Linked DNA regions of Homo sapiens: region 2 is linked to region 1. Evidence: chromatin contacts called from ENCODE Hi-C or POLR2A ChIA-PET data. All regions are on one chromosome and are shown on one strand. The core of a region is the stretch at or near the end of the contact, and the rest is flanking DNA. Distances in the headings are between cores, read along the strand shown.

Evidence for each region. A loop is a pair of places that touch in the nucleus more often than their neighbours do. ChIA-PET counts read pairs that join two places held with the same protein, here RNA polymerase II (POLR2A). Pooled maps may share reads with other maps.
Region 2: a loop to region 1 is called in a pooled map, with 3 times the contacts of the local background. The contact joins two enhancer-like sites. A Hi-C loop is called at or near these places in 1 of 168 maps with a recorded cell type or tissue (PC-9), 4 of 37 single-sample maps with no recorded cell type and 7 of 50 pooled maps. POLR2A ChIA-PET finds 5 or more read pairs at or near these places in 3 of 52 experiments (BJ, MCF 10A and activated naive CD4-positive, alpha-beta T cell).

The regions. Positions count from the first base shown.
Region 1 is chr4:119,040,809-119,046,274 of GRCh38, forward strand. All of the region lies in intron 4 of SYNPO2 (synaptopodin 2), which reads left to right. Among named protein-coding and RNA genes, the nearest start is that of SYNPO2-AS1, 59 kb to the left of the region's middle. Within about 2 kb of position 1,328, at least 13 of the 41 ENCODE cell types and tissues checked have a DNase peak (open chromatin) inside an H3K27ac peak, as active enhancers do.
Region 2 is chr4:119,232,490-119,238,849 of GRCh38, forward strand. USP53 (ubiquitin specific peptidase 53) reads left to right here. Exons shown (of 19, transcript NM_001371395.1): 4 at 2,801-2,922. Among named protein-coding and RNA genes, the nearest start is that of USP53, 23 kb to the left of the region's middle. Within about 2 kb of position 1,387, at least 2 of the 41 ENCODE cell types and tissues checked have a DNase peak (open chromatin) inside an H3K27ac peak, as active enhancers do.

The sequences.
Region 1 (5,466 bases), core at 78-2,577:
CAGTTGGGCTGACCTAGGAGGGCGCAGCTCACAGCTGTCCTTATCCCTCCTTTCCACACTGTCCTAGGACAAAGGGTCAGCAACCTGGCCTTTTTAGAGTAATTGATCCCCTTGCCTGAGAGGCATGATCACTTTCCAAAAACAGAAAGAGTGAAACCTCGGCCTGAACAGAGCAAACTCCCAGCTCAGGGCAAGTGATGAAAAACAATTCTAAGAAGCTGAGCCACTGACATAGGGAGGAACTTAATATTCCAGCTGCCTTTCAAACCCAGGGAATTTTTGTGGGTTTTCTGGTACTTCTAGAATCCTTCTGAGTCAGAAGCAGAAGTCAAGACTCATCTTGAAGATAAAAAATCAAAACAAGCTGAGATTCTGAAAATGTTATCTGAATCCAGAATAGCTTTTGTTTCAAATGCAATTGAATTGATTTAGTCTTGCTTTCCTTTTGTGCCATTTAATTACATTTAAAAATAAAGCAAAACTAGGCCTCTTACTGTACTAAAAACCCCTTTGTTCTTTTTTCACCTAGCATATCTAACACTGATAAAGAAATGTTCACAAAACCATTTTCTAGAGCTAAGAATCTCTAAGGAATTGGTTGAACTAATATAATGTACTAATTTAAGGTTTCATTGCAATCCTTCCACAATTAGATCTTTGGTTTGGAGTTTTTTTTTTAATTCACACTCAGAGTCTGTTGGTTGTGGTTGGATTACTTATTACTGTTTAACAAATGGTGCAGATCATAATTCTTCACGTAAGTCCAATATGGGCTAGATTTTGAATTCTGCATTATGAAATACTCACTGAAATGTCACAACTCATTGTGGGTGGTATTACTGAAATAAACAGCAACACTAAATATATTACTTAGAACTTTTAATTTTAATTTTACATTGAATGAACTAATATGATTTCCTTTATATACAGCACTTTAGTATGAGCAAACTATTCCCTTCGTAGTGTAACATATAGCTTTCCACTTTTTGTTCCTAGTGTAAAATTAAGATTTCCCCACCTTAGAGATAGCCCCACCTTAGAGATTCTGATTTACTAGGTTTGGGTGGGACCTAGGAATTTGTTTTTGTAACATACAACCCAGGTGATTCTGATGCTAATGGGCTGTGAACTACACTTTGAATAACACTTTTCTAACATGCAAACCACTTAAATCAACTTTATTCTTTAAAACCCATAAATAGTTTTCCTGTTTATCCAGTCAGGGACAGCCAGACTTGTAAACTGCACCTGCTTCCACAGTCTTAGTGCCCCGTCTAAAAGGAACAGGCAGGCGCTGAAGCACTCATCTTGCCGATTTTATTTCAAACGTCCAGGAGATGGCAGCAAACTCTCCTTCCCTCTCAGTGCTTCACAGGCAGCCATTCTAAAGCTCGTTGCATTACAATTTGCTTTGAATATTCTTTTTTTAAAAAAGACAAAAGACTAAAGGGGGCCTTGAGACGTGATTTTTATCTGACCCCCTGCTTCTAATCAAGAATGAGTATAAATATTTCTAGGGATAGAATAGAATGATACAATTTTATTATCTAGAAAAGAGATTGAATTTCCTTGGCTATTTTTTCTTATCTCTGGGGAAAAAGATTGTATGACTTCCCTTGGCTGTTGGGCCCTAGACTCTGTTATCTCCAAATCCAAAATATTCTTACTAATAACTAGCTTAAATCTATCTGGCAGTAATCTAAACATTCTTATTTTGGGATCTAGGCTAATGGAAAATTTTGAAGCACTTTGAATGCTTATTAGCTTTTTAAAATGAAAATAAATACGATTATAAAATTTTCAAAAGAAAAAGGAAGTTCATGCACTTTATGCATCATAGGGAAAGAGCCCAATATTTTTGTTTAACTTTAACATTAATCTTGGCAAATAGAGTAGTATGTCAACAAAATGCAAAATCAGTCAGAGGCTGCTTATATGTTACAAGAGTGTACGGAACAAAGAAACAGGCAGACCCACTTGGTGACGGCTTTGATCCTAACAAGCACATTGTTTTCAAAACTTTGAGGCACTAAAGTTTATTTCTAAAACAGAAAAGATGGTGACGTGTTGGAAGTTCTGTGATGTGAAATATATGTTTGTACATTTACCAGTGGGAGGAGAAAAGACTAATGGGAGAGCTGGATATTATAAATGATGGGTTAATGCTGGAGCCTAGGTCACTGCACAGGTTTGATGCCATGTGGTCAATGAATGACTGATCTGTTCATTGTATTTTGTTTGTTTGGTTGGTTGTTTTTTTTCTTTTGTTTTTGTTTTGTTTTGTTTTGTTTTTAGACAGAGTCTCGCTCTGTCGCCCAGGCTAGAGTGCAGTGGCACCATCTCGGCTTACTGCCATGTTTTTTTTTGTTTTGTTTTTTGTTTTTGTTTTGGATAATTGCTTAAGAATTTAGACACACATACTACTAAAGGATCTCTCTTTTCCTCTCTTTCTCTCAAATGTGTATTGATGAGGGCCTATCCATTTTAGTCTCCCCAGAAGTTACTTTTTATCTTAGGCTAAGATTACATATCCATAGCAGTTAAGAGGGCTGATGTAGTATTTTAGCTAATTCATAATATTTTTGTAAATTCATCAATGCATTTGCATGAATTAATACTAAAAGTGAAAAAATTGTTTAACAATTGTAATAGTCAATAAATACCTAACATCAAATCAAAATGAAGGCAAACTTTGGGATGGGGAGAAGTCAGGAGAATACTAAAGAATGAGATCCTTTTAATAAATGTGTGGTCTACATGGCAAAATTTGCTGTAGTATTAACATACAATGTTATCTCAAGACAATTATACATTGCAGCTTCATGAATGCATTAAGAAAGCTATGCCGGCCAGGCGCAGTGGCTCACGCCTGTAATCCCAGCACTTTGGGAAGCTGAGGTGGGTGGATCACTTGAGGTCAGGAGTTTAAGACCAGCCTGGTCGACATGGTGAAACCCCACCTCTATTAAAAACACAAAAATTAGCTGGGCGTGGTGGCACATGCCTGTAATCCCAGGTACCCGGCAGGGTGAGGCAGGAGAATTACTTGAACCTGGGGAGCAGAGGTTGCAGTGAGCCCATATCGTACTGCTGCAGTCCAGCCTGGGTGACAGAGACAGACTCCGTCTCAAAAAAAAAAAAAAAAAAAAAAAAAAAGCTATGCAAATAAAAACCAGCTGTAATAGCAGCTATAGCCATGGGCAAAATTAAGTATTTGATCTCTAATTTCGTATGTCTGATAAGTAGACACACATTCCAATAACTCCCGAGACATCCTTTCAGTGATTAATGACAGACTACAACTATATCTGGAATTAGTGTTTTCAATGGAAGTAAATGCTGCTTATTCTGAAGAAATGTAACTGGGATACTTCTGATAAAAGATGTTTCCTAAGTTTCCCATTTGTATTTGAAAAGCACATGATCGTGACCATCATTGTATACTTCTCTTTAACCCATGTTTCTCCTCCAGCAAAACAATCACACATTTGAAAATCCCACATAGTTTATGGCATCTCCATGTCTCTAAAATGAAATGACATACATGAAATTATTGTGTAAATTCCCTCAAACAGGAAAGATATCATTAAATAAAACTTATCACTTGGACCAGAGATGTGATAAAGGAATTGAGCATAATTTTTTTCTATTCTGTGCTTAAGAAAACAAGCTGTTGATGCCTTTCCTGATGAAGAGCTGGATTTATGATTCCTAATTTTATTTTTATTTATTTTATTTTTGAGATGGAGTCTCACTCTGTCGCCCAGGCTGGAGTGCAGTGGCGTGATCTCAGCTCACTGCAACCTCCACCTCCCAAGTTCAAGTGATTAAGATTCCTAATTTTAAACCTCACTCTGGGGTCATGTTTTTGACCAGGAAAACATAAATATGATAGGGAGTAAATCTTACATTTCTCAAAGAACAGTAGGTTAAACAATTTCCCCAGGGCCCAGGATATTAATCAAAGGTTCCATTTAATAAGCTTAGAAACATAGTGGACAGAAAAGCAGTTACAAAGGCCAACTCAGTCATTTTCCTCATCCTGTATTCTCCACATCTTTGTGAAATTATGTTGTCACACACTGTATAGTTGCTGTGTCTTCGTCATTGCCATTAACTCGCTTTGAATTGTCAGAGATTTTTAATGTAATTAGAAGTCGTGACAGAGGATGCTTCTAAACACATCAGTGGGAAGTTTTGGGAATGTTATTGTGCAGAGGCCAAATCAAGTTTGTTACATGGTATGCACACATTTCTTAAGAATCCTTGTTGTTAACATCATAACTGATAAGATTTTTCTCTAAAAAAGCAAAAGGCATTTTAATTGGGAAATAATTTTGCTTAAGGGCTATTAGCTCCACTTCAAATAGCAGTCACATAATTATAACTGAATACAATACAAAACATGTTAGTTTTCTGTACTGATAATCATTACTCTCATAATAAATTAAGTGCTTACCATGTGCCAGGTACCAACATTTTTCTCTACAAAAACTTCCCACATGCTGGATGCAGTGGCTCACTGGAAGCAACTTGAGAGCCTGAGGTGAGAGGATGTCTTGAGCCCGGGAGGTTAAGGCTGCAATGAGCTATGATAACACCACTGCTCTCTAGCCGGGGTGATAGAGCAAGACCCTGTCTCAAAAAAACAAAAACCCAAAAAACTCCCACAAGGTCAAAAGATTGTTTATTTTAAACAAGATCAACATTCTTTGTTTATTATGAAAATTACTTGTTTCTCCATAGAAACTGACGAAGTCTGAACTTTTTATATATACTATTCACTTTTTCTACCGTGGGAATCTAAATGAATGACGTTTACTATTTAAATCTTTTGAGGAAAGAGAGAACTTCAGAAAATATTTTGAAATGTGTTTAACATTTATTTTTTATGTTTGAACCAATTAAACTAGACTTTTATGAAAATAAACTTAAATAAGGCTGTTCCTCAAGAATTATAAAAAATTAAAACAGCAATCCCAACTACTTAAATAGAACACAGTCTATATTAATACAAGTATTGTCACAGGCTCTAACTTGTAGAGTGACATACTTCTTTTTTGAGAATAAAGAAAGGTAAGAGGGTAAAAATTGCTGGTATAGTAGTTTTTTCTGTTAACAGAGTTAATGCCTTAACATACATTATTTAAATAAAATTTTATTACCTATAGCTTTACTTCTCCAACTTCCCTATACAAGCCAGTATGTGCTTGTATAGGGAAAATTACCAATTTAGGGTAATATTAGGGTAAATTACCTAATTTACATGCCTCACTTTCCTTATTTGCAAAATGGAGGCCATAAGGTTGTTGAGAGGATTAATTGAGGTAACAAATACAGTGTTTAGAACTGTAGCTAGTACATAGTAAAAGTTTTGTACATTTTAGTTATTATTATCATTGCTTCAAAGATGAAAGAGACAACAAAAGTATATGCACACATTCCTCCTTCATGTTGGTCTTCTCG
Region 2 (6,360 bases), core at 137-2,636, 190 kb after region 1:
TATTCCACTGTATGAATATACATAACACATTTTGTTTATCCATTGATTGGTTGATGGACATTTGTTTGGGTTGTTTCCACTTTTTGACTGTTATGAATAATGCTCTGTTAGCTATTTTCTTCACAGCCTCCCAAATATTTATTGAGAGAATAAATACAGACTCACATTTGCATTCTCGTAATAAACTGCAGTATTCTTTTCAATAGTATGTTATTCCTTTGACATATTGGTAGATTCTGTTTGCTAGCATTTTATTTATAATTTTTGTACCTATAATCATGTCACATTTGTATGAGGTTTATCATGTTTTGATATTAAGGGTATGTTAGCTTTATGAAATGATTTGGGGTTACTTTCTATTTCATTTTCCCTTTGGCCTGCAGTGATCTAACACTAGAATTAACTGTTATTTGAAGTTTAGATAAAAATTTAACTTTGAATTTGTCTAATCCAGATGCCATTTAAAATGGGAGAACTTTTCTCTCTTTTCCATTTTCTTCTAAACTAGCCTTTTTAAGCTTTTCATTTTTTCTTGTATTAATTTTGGTAATTTGTATTTTGCTAGGAAATTACCTGTTCCTTTTTAGTTATTGCCATAAGAAATAAAGTAATATTCTTACCATTGCTTATGTGTTTGGTTATTTCTCCTTTAACAATTTCGTTAGTGTTTATGTTTCTCTCTCTCTTTTTTTTTTTTAATCTTAATCAGGCTTTTTGTAAAGATTTTGTCAGTTTTTGTAAAATTTTAGTTTGGGATTTATTTTTTCTATTGTTTGACTATAAATTGACTTGGAAATCTCCTTTCTTCTTTTTAGTATAAGGTTTCACAGTTTTCATCTTACTTCTCTTTTTTCCTACATCATGTTTGGATTCTTTGAGTTACACATCCTGTTTTTATCTGAGTTTCTCAGTCTCTAATTCTGGCAAATTCTTAATCATTTCTAGAGATATTTATTTATTTCCCTTTCTGAGAATCTTATTAGATATTGACATTTAAATATTTTAACCATGTCTCATAGCTTTTGAGAAGTGTTTATATTTTCTACTTCCTTATTCCTTTTTTAATGCTTTGTAGAATTGCTTGACCTGAACTTGTTGCTCACTAGTATATTCTTGCCCTATATTCAATTTGCTAGTTAACCCATCGGATTTTTTATTTCAGCAGTTTAAAAAATCTATACATATCTTCAATTGGTGAATATTATGTTTGTTTTAAATTTGTGGTCTCTTTAGTCTTTTTTCTTATGGTATTGATTGTTCATTTGTTGCCTTTCTTTCATTGTGCTCATACTCTCCAAGTGTCTGGTTATATTTTTCTTAGAAGTTCCAAGTTATGAGCTAGTAATATTTGCCTGGGGAGCAGGGTGAAAGACTAGGCTTTAACATGTGTCTTTGTGTAATTTCATGGAGTAGAGGTGGGAGTGTGTGGGCTGATTCGGGGTGATGCAGTTCGACAGTTGGTGCCAAAAAGGAACTTCCTGTTGACCTGCTTAGAGGCATGATCTTCTCCAGGACCTGCTATCCTTATTGTATTTATGCAGTGCCGGTGAGAACAGAACACACAGGGGCCTTGCAGGTCACCTAAACTTGTTACCATTTCCCAAACTGTTTGTGCTCTGGTGCTTTCCTGATATAATAATCTCCTGTACTCTTCAGATGGCACTGGAGTGGTAGCAGAGCTTTTCTGTCTCATTGCATCCTGTAGGGTAGAAATTCTCTGCCCAGAGCAATGTAAGGACTGGAAAAGGTCACAACTAGGTCTTTTCCATTTGGTAGCATTTGGCCTGCTCCATCTCTTGGTTGCCATTTCCTTAACACTCTAGAAGCCATTGCTTTTAGTGTCCCCAAGGTTTTTCATTTATTAGACTGCTTTTTGCTTTTGTGTAATCTATAGGGTTGAGATGGAGGGAGGGAAGCAGGAATTTGAAATCTTGTGCTGGAATGGAAGCCATAATATTTTTAAATTATCTGTTTGTGTCTGTGCCCCTCAGCAAACTAAGCCCCTTAAGGGTAGTGATTTTTACATATACGCTAAAGTGTATATAAAAATAGTTCATGGGGCAGACTTGGTGTCTAATAAAGTTTATTGAAAATATTATTTCAAAAAGATTCTTTCATTAAAAATAAAAATGTACTACCAATATAGAACTTCCTTAACATTCTACAAACATGATTAAATTTATTAAAACCTTAATTTGTATGCAAGGTTTCAGGATCATTTAGATCACTTTAGAAGAGGTTATAAACTGTAGAGTAAAATAAAAAGAAGAAAACAACTAACATAATACATTTATCCCTCAGTGGATTGGTTCCAGGACCTACAACAGATACCACAATCCATGGATACTTAGATCATTCAGTGGACCTAAAAGTTGGTCCTCCACAGCTGAGGTTCCGCATCCCACAAACACTGTATTTTTGATCCCTGGTTCTTGAATCCACAGATGCAGAACTCGTGGATATGGACGGCTGACTGTATAGTGTTTTATAATTCTCAAAACATTTAACCTATGTTAAAGCAGGGCTGTTATTGTTATCCCCATCTTAAAAGTGAAGAAACCATGAATCAGAGATGACAAGAATGTATCTAAGACTAAGCAGCCAATAAATAGGCATGGAAACAAAGTCTCCTGACTTGGATTCTTTTAGAGACTGATGCTTCTTTGTTTTTCAGCGCTTCTGTAATGGCTATTTGATTAATGACATTGAACTAATCTGTGTCATTCTGTCTCCCATCTTTTTGTACTGTGGAACTCAGTGACTGTTACCCAGAGTTTTTGTTGTTGTTGTTTGTTTTTAGAGACAGCATCTTGCTGCCACCCAGGCTGGAGTGCAGTGGTGCAGTCTTAGCTTACTGCAGCCTCAAACTTCTGGGCTCAAGTAATCCTCCCGCCTCAGCTTCCTGAGTAGCTGAGATTACAGGTGTGTACAACTGTGCTTGGCTAATTTTTTATTTTTTTTGATTTTTTGTAGAGACAAGGTCTTGCTATGTTGCCCAGGCTAGGCTTGAACCCCTGGTTTCAAGTGATCTTCCGCACTTGACCTCCAGAAGTGCTGGGATTACACACGTGGACCACCCTGCCCAGCCATCACCCAGAGTTTAAAGCCAGAGTTCTTAAAAAGGGCTTGTGAGATCCCACATGATCTGTCTTTTTCCCATTTACTTTTCTCTTTGTTCACATTTCTCCTGCCACACTAGACTTTATATTACTATTTCTCCGCTATACCAGATATGCTCCAACCCTCAGTATCTTTGAGGTTTCTGTTCACTGTGCTTGGAATTCCTTCTCTTAGGTGGCTTCTTCATCCCTTTCCAATCTTTGTGCAAATGTAACCTCAATGAGACCATCGTTCATTATCCTATCTAAAAGCACAAACCATCCCACATTATATATACTTCCTATCCCCTTTTCTTAGATTGCTTTTGTTACTACTTATCATGTAACCCTTCTGGTACACTCTACAATTTATTATTCCTTAAGGTATTGTCTGCCTTTCGTCATTATAATGTTAGTTTCAGTGACTGGTTCAATACATGGCTCAAAAAATGTTGAATGAAATAATTCATCAACGAAATTCAGTTGATTAGACAAAACTGTTAGTAATACAGGTATACCACTGAGGTATTGCAGGTTTGATTCCAGACCACTGCAATAAAGCAAGTTGCAGGAATTTTTTTGTTTCCCAGTGCATATAAAAGTTATGTATACACTATACCACAGTCTATTAAGTGTGCAAAATAGCATTATTTCTAAAAAGACAATGTATATATCTTATTTAAAAACTATTGTTAGAAAATGCTAATGATCATTTGAGCTTTCAGTAAGTTGTAATCTTTTTGGTGGTAGAGGGTCTCGCCTTGATGTTGATGGCTGCTGACTGAATCAGGGTGATGGTTGCTGAAGGTTGAGGTGGCTGTGGCTATTAAAATAAGGCAACAATGAAGTTTGCCACATTGACTCTTCCTTTCACCAAAGATTCCTCTGTAGCATGTGACACTGTTTGATAGCATATTCCCCACCACAGATCTTCTTTCAGAACTGGGGTGGAACCCTGGCACTGCAGTAATGGTTCTAAACCCTTTGTTGTCATTTCAACAATGTGCACAGCATCTTCACCAGAAGTTGATTTCATCTCAAGAAACCACTTTCTTTGCTCAGCCGTAAGAAGCAATTCCCCTGTTCAAGTTTTATCATGAGATTGCAGCAATTCAGTCACATCTTCACACTCCACTTATAATTTTAGTTCTCTTGCTGTTTACATCCAGTTACTTTCTCCACTGAAGTCTTGAGCCCCTCAGAGTCATTCATAAGTGTTGGAATCATTAACCAAATATCCTGGTAATGTTGATATTTTGCCCTCCTCTTGTGAATCCTGATTGTTCTTTATGGCATCTAGAATGGTGAATCCTTTTCAGAAGGTTTTCAGTTTACTTTGCCCAGTTCCATCAGAGGAATCTCTTTCTGTGGCAGCTGTGGCCTTATGAAATGTGTTTCTTAAATAATGGGACTTTAAAGTCAAAATTACTCCTTGATTCATGAGCTGCAGAATGGTTATTGCAGGGATGAAAGCAACATTAATCTCTTTGTACATCACCATCAGAAATCTTGGGTAACCAGGGGCATTGTCAATAAACAGTAATATTTTGAAAGGAATATTTTCTGAGCAGTAGGTCTTCAACTGTGAGCTTAAAATATTCAGTAAACCATGCTGTAAACAGATGTGCTGTCATCCAGGCTTTGTTGTTCCATTTGTAGAATACAGTCAGTCTAGATTTATCATGATTTTTAAGGCCCTAGAATTTTCAGAATGGTAAGTGAGCATTGGCTTCAACTTGAAGTCAACAACTGCATTATGTCCTAATAAGAGAGTCAGCCTGTGGCCAGAAAGGTGGCCGCCCCCTCGCCCGTCACGCAATGCATGTTCGTGGGGAACCTGGTGCTAAACTATTCATAGATGACCTGCTTCTGGGTCGGGGTTTTGTATGTAGCAGAGCGGCTCCCTCGCTGCTATCTATTGAAAGTCAGCCCTCGACACAAGTGTTTGAAAAAATTAAAAAATAATTAAAAAAAAAAAAGACAGAATCAGCCTGTCCTTTGAAGCTTTGAAGCCAGGCATTGACTTCTTTCTGACTGTGAATGTCCTAGATGGCATCTTCTTCCATCTGTCAATATCACTGTCAGTCTTCAACTGTTTCTTCCACAGATGACAGTCTTCATCTGTCAAACAGTTGATGACTGTTTCTTCAACACTGAAAATCTGTTAATTAGTGTAGCCACTTTCATTAGTTATCTTAGCTAGATTTCTGGATAATTTGCTGTAGCTTCTCCATCAGCATTTGCTGACTCACCTTGTATTTTTATGTTATGGAGATGGCATCTTTCCTTAAACCTCCTGAATCAACCTCTGCTAGCTTCCTACTTTTCTTTAGCTTCCTCACCCTCTTTTTCTCAGCTTTCGTAGAATTAAAGAGCGTTAGGGCCTTGCTCTGGATTGGGCTTTGGCTTAAAGGAATGTTGTAACTGGTTGGATCTTCTATCCAGACCACTCAAATTTTCTCACTATCAGCAATAAGGGAGTTTCACTTTCTTATCATTCAGGTGTTTATTTGAGTAACACTTTTAATTTCCTTCAAGAGCTTTCCCTTTGCATTCACAACTTGGGTTACTTACTGCTTGATGTAGGAAGCCTACCTTTCTGCCTGTCTCAACTTTCAACATGCCTTCCTCACCAAGCTTAGTCATTTCCAGCTTTTGACTGAAAATGAGAGACATGCGACTCCTTTTACTTGAACACCTAGGGGCCATTGTAGGGTTATGAACTGACGTCATTTCAGTACTGCTGCATCTCAGGGAGTAGGGAGGCCTGAGGAAAAGAGAGAGTTGGGGAAACAGATGGTCAGTGGAGCAGTCAGAATACACACATTCATGGATTATGCTTGCTATCGTATATGGGAGTGGTTCATATTGCCTGAAAACAATTACAATGGAAACATCAAAGATAACTTATCACAGATCAGCATAACAGATACAGTAATAATGAAAAAGAATTACTGAAGTGTGACATAGACATGAAGTGGGCATATGCTGTTGGGAAAATGGTGCTGGTAGATTGGCTTGCTACAGGGTTGACACACACCTTCAGTTTGTTAAAAAGGCAGTATATCTGCAAAGAGCGATAAAGTAAAATGCTATAAAACAAAGTATTCTTGCATTTGTTTGTTTTTAATTCATAGGTTTAACATTTAAAGTCCTTTTAATCAGGAGTGTGCGTTTGTTGATACCATGGAAATTTAATTCACCAAGATTTATTTATGACTTAAAGGTTTCTTTTGAATAATTATACATATCCATTTACATA